Linked DNA regions of Mus musculus: region 1 is linked to region 2. Evidence: chromatin loops called from intact Hi-C (ENCODE). Cell type or tissue: left cerebral cortex. All regions are shown on one strand. Each heading gives the region's core, and the rest is flanking DNA. Links, peaks and the distances in the headings are about the cores only. Region 1 overlaps Dmbx1 (diencephalon/mesencephalon homeobox 1). Region 2 holds the start of Foxd2 (forkhead box D2).

What was found. Peaks named below come from ENCODE experiments on the same cell type or tissue, not always from the same donor. Only the 100,000 strongest peaks of a DNase experiment are listed, where the experiment ranks them.
Region 1: a loop joins it to region 2, with 5 times the contacts of the local background. A loop is called at or near these places in 8 of 42 quality-filtered maps.

What each region holds. Positions count from the first base shown.
Region 1 is chr4:115,936,796-115,939,691 of GRCm38, reverse strand. The region is part of intron 1 of Dmbx1 (diencephalon/mesencephalon homeobox 1); the gene reads left to right. Among named protein-coding and RNA genes, the nearest start is that of Dmbx1, 1.7 kb to the left of the region's middle. In left cerebral cortex, for the core only: no CTCF peak of the experiment used is centred there; DNase peaks (open chromatin) are centred at 591, 712 and 1,385.
Region 2 is chr4:114,907,561-114,910,456 of GRCm38, reverse strand. Foxd2 (forkhead box D2) reads left to right here and starts at 1,559. Exons shown (of 1, transcript NM_008593.3): 1 at 1,559-2,896. The coding sequence starts at 1,636. Foxd2os (forkhead box D2, opposite strand) reads right to left here and starts at 1,200. Exons shown (of 4, transcript NR_030721.2): 1 at 799-1,200. In left cerebral cortex, for the core only: a CTCF peak has its summit at 1,426 (motif pointing right); DNase peaks (open chromatin) are centred at 1,434 and 2,223; H3K4me3 peaks cover 1,944 bases.

The DNA of each region.
Region 1 (2,896 bases), core at 133-2,632, 1.0 Mb before region 2:
AGACGAGATCCGAGGCAGGAGGAGGGAGCTCCATGGGGAGAAAGAGGGAGCGGAGCGATCCCCAGGGTCGGACACGAAGCCAGGGCGACAGAAGGAAAGAACTAGAAATTCCGAGGCAGAAAGGAGGGCAAGTCGTGGGTAGAAAAGCGCTGAGGCGGAGACGGAAGCCTCGGCCGGCGAGACGCAGGCACCCGCAGAGAACGCTTCGGATCCGTCACGGTTTTGCCTCATTTGGAAGATATTACTTCGCCCCTGAAAAAAAATAAATACAAAAAAGGTTTGGATATTAAGCGGAGACAAATCCTTTTTCAGTTTGGAAGGGGGCGGCGGGTGGGGGGTGGGTAGTCAGGGTAATGCAGAGCAGATGCGCCCCGAGGCGTCACGCAGCCCGCGGCCCAGGCTGGAGAGGGGGCGCGGTCCTCCGCCCAGGTTCCTTGCCCGGGATCCCGCAGGGCCACCTACACCTCCCAGCGTCCCTATTCCCGAGTACCCCGCAATACTGGGATTTAGCTCAGAATTCATCCTTTCTGGCTACCTAGGGCTCCTTGTCTCCTGGGATTGCGACTTTACACGAATTATTTGGCCGGGGTGGTTTGGCGCTTAGCCTGCCTCTGCCCTCGTAGACACGACCTCAGGTTAGGATCTTTCAGGTGGGTTTTTGGTCCGCAACGGCCTTAGTTCTCTGGAATTCGTTTGGCCTCCCACGGCCTGTTTTGGCGTGGAGCTGGCGTGGAGCGGGCGAACTCCAGCAGGGAATTCAGGCTGGGGCGGCGTTTGGGAGGCAGGGATCAAAAAATGAAGGGCTCTGCCAGGGTCTCTCCTCTCTGGGCCTCTCATTCCGGTGGCCATAACCCATCTTGGACGGCGACAAGCTAGGGCCTCTAATGGACCTTTCTGGATCTTGGCTGAAGTTTCTTAAGTTCCCAGACCCTGATCAGGGGCCTCCAAGGCCCGGGCGGTGCCTTTAGAGCACTTAGGGGGAAAACATCTTCTTCCTCAAATTCCTATCAATCTGGGGACCAAATCCTGGTAGGGGGCTGAGGGCTCTCGGTGGTGCAGTTGTGTAGTGACTTGTCGGAGAAACCAAGGCTAGGCTCTGGGAGAATTGTATCTAGAGGCCGGGCCTTTCGCCTTTCCCTTTTTGGGAACATTCCAAAGCTGGGAATCCGCGGGGCCTCTAGTGTAGCCTCAGCGAGGGTTCTGCCTGGGGCGGTAGAAGGACTTTTTCGTTTTAGAAAAAAGCGGACGGACGGGAGGCCAGGGGTCTTCTGGACTAGTACTGGTTTTCTGTAGGCAACTTGGGTTTGGGGACGTCGCAGAGAGCTGAGGGCTTTACTTACTGGATAGGCCTTGGGGCAAACAGGCTGTTTTCGCACCACTGAGGTTGCAGGCGTAGTTGTGGAAATTGTAGAATCTCCCGGTCTGTCCTCGCGAAGGTGGGAGTGGGAGACGTGTCATTTTCTTCTTTTGTGCCGTGCCAGGGATCCTGTGCGTCGCAGGCGGGTTGGCTCTCTCTATAGGGCGCTGGCCAAGGAAATTCTGTGGCCTATCCGTTTTAAGTGGGTTGCAGTGAGCTCTGTTTTCAGTTTTCTTTCCTTTTCTTTTTCTTTTTATTTATTTTTTGAATCCGCGCTTCATTTTCTTGCATATCTAGGTTTTAGAAGGGGGAAGGCACTCTCCCCTAAAGATAAGTTTCTATTACCCTTCTTCCCTAACCAGCTGTGCTTATGTATGTGGGTGGGTGGTCAGGGGGGAAAAAGTAAAATTTGCTGCCTAGTGAGAGCAAATTATCCAGATAATTTGCTCCAATTTCTCTCCTCTACGTTGGAGTCTTTGGATAAGAAGCAAAGCACCGCAACTCAGGACGGGATGGTCACCTTACCTCATCCCGTCAGGCCTCAGGGGCACAGACTCCTGCAAGGACGCAGGAACTTGGTTGCACAGTCGAAAGTGGAACTGAAGGGCAAAGGTTCGAAGAATTGGAAACCCGTCCCAGGCGAAGGCCAAATGAAAGTGAGCTTTAGGATGGCTCTGTTGGCTCAGGGGTCAGTTTCCTGGGCTACGGGTGAGTGCTTGTGGGACCCCTTGATAATCCTCTCTGTTATTTTCAAGTTACTATGATTCCACATGGTAGCAAAATTCACTGCTTAAAATAGGTAACTGGAGTTAGGCTTGTGGTCTGAACACACAGAGACTGAGCTGGGAGGGGGGTTTCCACCGAACCTCTGGCTGGCATGCTAGATCTGAAATGAGTACTGGGCCCTGGCTTTGGCTGAGGATATTTTGGTGCCTGGGATGTTGGGGAGCGACAGATCCACAGATCCGGAAGGATTGCTGGGGCTCCTAGCAGACTTTGAAAGCAAGAGGAAAACTAGATCCAGTTGCTGCAGCAATCCCACTCCCCAAATAACGTAGTGCTCCCCCCCCCACTTCCCTGTATTAGAAAGGGGTTAGTCTACATTGACTGCCACACCGAGTGGAACTCCTGGCTTATAGTGACCTGGCACACTGAAGTCACACAGGCAGAAAGATCTAGACACAAATTCTCAGTATCCCCTGGTAGACACAGTCACACACTCCCAGGTTAAGCCTTCACCGACACTCGCAGATAACCCGTGGGGCGACTGGGCACAGAGAGACAGCCCGGACTTGGGACCTCACCTTGACAGCCCAAGGGCATCGGAGCCTAACTTTTTGTCCGCCCTCCATTTCTGTCTTTCTCCGGAGCCTGGCAGAGGCACCCTACCCTTCTACCCAGCCATAGTCCTGGAGGAGGCACTCTCCGCCTTGCCCGAGTTCCCATTCCACACCCCCTCCTCCCTGGCTCAGTCCCTTCCCCACGTCCCGCTCGGCCGCCCCGCGGTGCCCATGTAAATGACAGCAATAAATATCTAAT
Region 2 (2,896 bases), core at 212-2,711:
CAGGTGAGACAGCTGGAAACTGGTGAAACCAAAATTGGGATCCCAGCAGTTTAAGTCCCCCGGTCCTGCTCTTAATCCTGCGGTGCACACCAGGAAAGTAGGGCCCTGAAAGGAAGTTACCTAAGGAGGGTCACAGAGCGCTGGGAGTGCACAGCAGGTATTGAGGCCCCCTATGCTGGAGCCTTGGCCACTGTGAGGCGCTGTTGAGGCAACAGCCAGCCTCTGTCCAGTTCTTACCTTCTCCCAATCCCTTCCAGCCCCAAGAGGTTGAAATGGGCTCAGTATAAACCTGAGCAACTTGTTTCTGGGTCCTAGAGGAAGAGTAGGGAAGAGGGATAAAGATGGGCAAAAGAATCTGGCTAGCAGAAAAAGCATACTGGACCAACCTTCTGTGGAGAAAGTCCCCAGATAAAAGGGCAACACTGGCCCAGGGATGAGGTTAAGTTTCTTCGGGGGGACATCTCCGTGAGAGTTCTGTTGTAAGAGTCTCTAAATCCGGAAATTAAGAGCGGGATTGTTAGACTTAGGAACAAACATCCAGGAAAACTCAGTTTCCGCAGGATATGCACGGGGGTCAAGAGAGACAATTATAAAGATTGAGATGCTGAGACAAAAAAAAAAAAAAAAAAAAAAAAATCAATCCTGCAAACCCAAGCTAAGGACCTGTGGGTGTGCGGAGAATGCGGCGAATGCGGAGACGAATCACTAAGAGGAGTGAGAGCAGACGGTCTTCCTGGGGACAGTGGCAGGGCCAGGGCCTTGGAGGGGAAAGAGAGGACCACCGCAGACATTTCTCACCTATCTGAGTAGGATCTTCCGGCGCCCGAGTTTGTTCCTCTGGATCACTCTCTTCACTTGTCCTCCAGAACTCCCTTAGCCTCCAGTAGGTCCTTGTCCGCGGCGTCGGTCTGGCCATCTCGGCTCACTGGCGATCCATCCGCGCTTCGGCCCGGGTGGCCCGGGCGCCGCCTTGGGGAGATGAGGAGAGGAGGTTTGTAGCCACTGCCACCACCAGATGCAGCTGCGCCGGCATAAGCTTTGACTTCCAGTAACTGAGCGCACTGAAGGTGGTGGTGGCTCCAGGGAGCCACGGGGTTGCGGGAGCTGCGAGGAGAAGGATGACCCGCCTCCAGCCAAGCGAGCCTAGCTCCCGCCACCGCGGCAGTTTGTTCCCGCCGGGCCCGGGAGCAGAGGACCTCTGCCCGCCCCCTTCCTTCCCCGCCCCACCCTGCCCAGAGAGCTCCGCCCCGGGCCCACAGTTCTTCCGCCTTAGGCTGCCACCAGGCGGGAGGGACTAATCTCCTGAAGCCCCACTTATGTGTCTAGGGGCCCAGAAGCCCAGATTCGACCGAGTAACGGGCTGCTTTACTGCTCTTCTCCAGTGCCTGGTTTTCTAGTCCCGGGGCAGCACCGGTTGGGTGCGCCCTGCAGGGTGAAAGTCCTAGAGTTTCAACACCAGGGGGCGCTGAGGAGCTAGGGGACATCCCCTCCCTGTCCTCCGCCCCCTCCCCGCCCGCGCGCAAAACACACTGGTCGGAGAGGCAGCACGGCGGAGCCGGAGCCGCGGGCCGAGCGGAGCCGGAGAGCGGCGGCGGAGGAGGCGGCGGAGGAGGCGGCGGCGGCGGCGGCGGCACCATGACCCTGGGCAGCTGCTGCTGCGAGATCATGTCCTCCGAGAGCTCCCCGGCCGCGCTGTCTGAGCCCGACGCAGACATAGACGTGGTGGGCGGCGGCAGCGGTGGGGGGGAGCTCACAGCCCGCTCCGGGCCCCGCGCCCCTCGGGACGTGCTCCCTCACGGCCACGAGCCTCCCCCGGAGGAAGCCGAGGCGGACGTGGCTGAGGACGAGGAAGAGTCGGGAGGTTGCTCTGACTGCGAGCCCCGCGCTCTAGCGCCCCGGGGGGCGGCGGCCGCAGCGGGAAGCCCGGGGCCCGGCGTGCAGGCAGCCCGAGGCGCAACGGGGCCGGGGCCGGGACCCGGGCCGCCGTCGGGGGGCGCGGCGACACGGAGCCCTCTGGTGAAACCACCTTATTCGTACATCGCCCTCATCACCATGGCCATCCTGCAGAGCCCCAAGAAGCGCCTGACGCTGAGCGAGATCTGCGAGTTCATCAGCGGCCGCTTCCCCTACTACCGGGAGAAGTTCCCTGCCTGGCAGAATAGCATCCGCCACAACCTCTCCCTCAACGACTGCTTCGTTAAGATCCCCCGCGAGCCGGGCAACCCGGGCAAGGGCAACTACTGGACGCTCGACCCGGAGTCGGCCGACATGTTCGACAACGGCAGTTTCCTGCGGCGCCGCAAGCGCTTCAAGCGGCAGCCTCTGCCGCCACCGCATCCACACCCGCATCCTCACCCGGAGCTGCTGTTGCGTGGCGGGGCTGCCGCGGCCGGGGACCCTGGCGCCTTCCTCTCGAGCTTCGCCGCTTACGGCGCTTACGGCTACGGCTACGGGCTGGCGCTCCCGGCCTACGGTGCACCTCCACCGGGCCCGGCCCCACACCCGCATCCGCACCCGCACGCCTTCGCCTTCGCCGCCACCGCGCCTTGCCAGCTGTCAGTTCCCCCGGGCCGCGCCGCGGCGCCTCCTCCCGGACCTCCGACGGCCTCGGTCTTCGCAAGCGCGGCCTCGGCGCCGGCCCCTGCGCCTGCCCCGGGATCTGGCCCGAGCCCCGCAGGGCTGCCTGCCTTCCTAGGCGCAGAGCTGGGTTGCGCCAAGGCTTTCTACCCCGCGTCCTTGAGTCCCCCCGCAGCTGGCACAGCGGCTAGCCTGTCCACTGCACTCCTGCGTCAGGGCCTCAAGACGGACGCCGGCGGTGGTGCGGGTGGCGGGGGCGCGGGGACAGGCCAGAGGCCTTCCTTTTCTATAGACCACATCATGGGCCACGGTGGTGGCG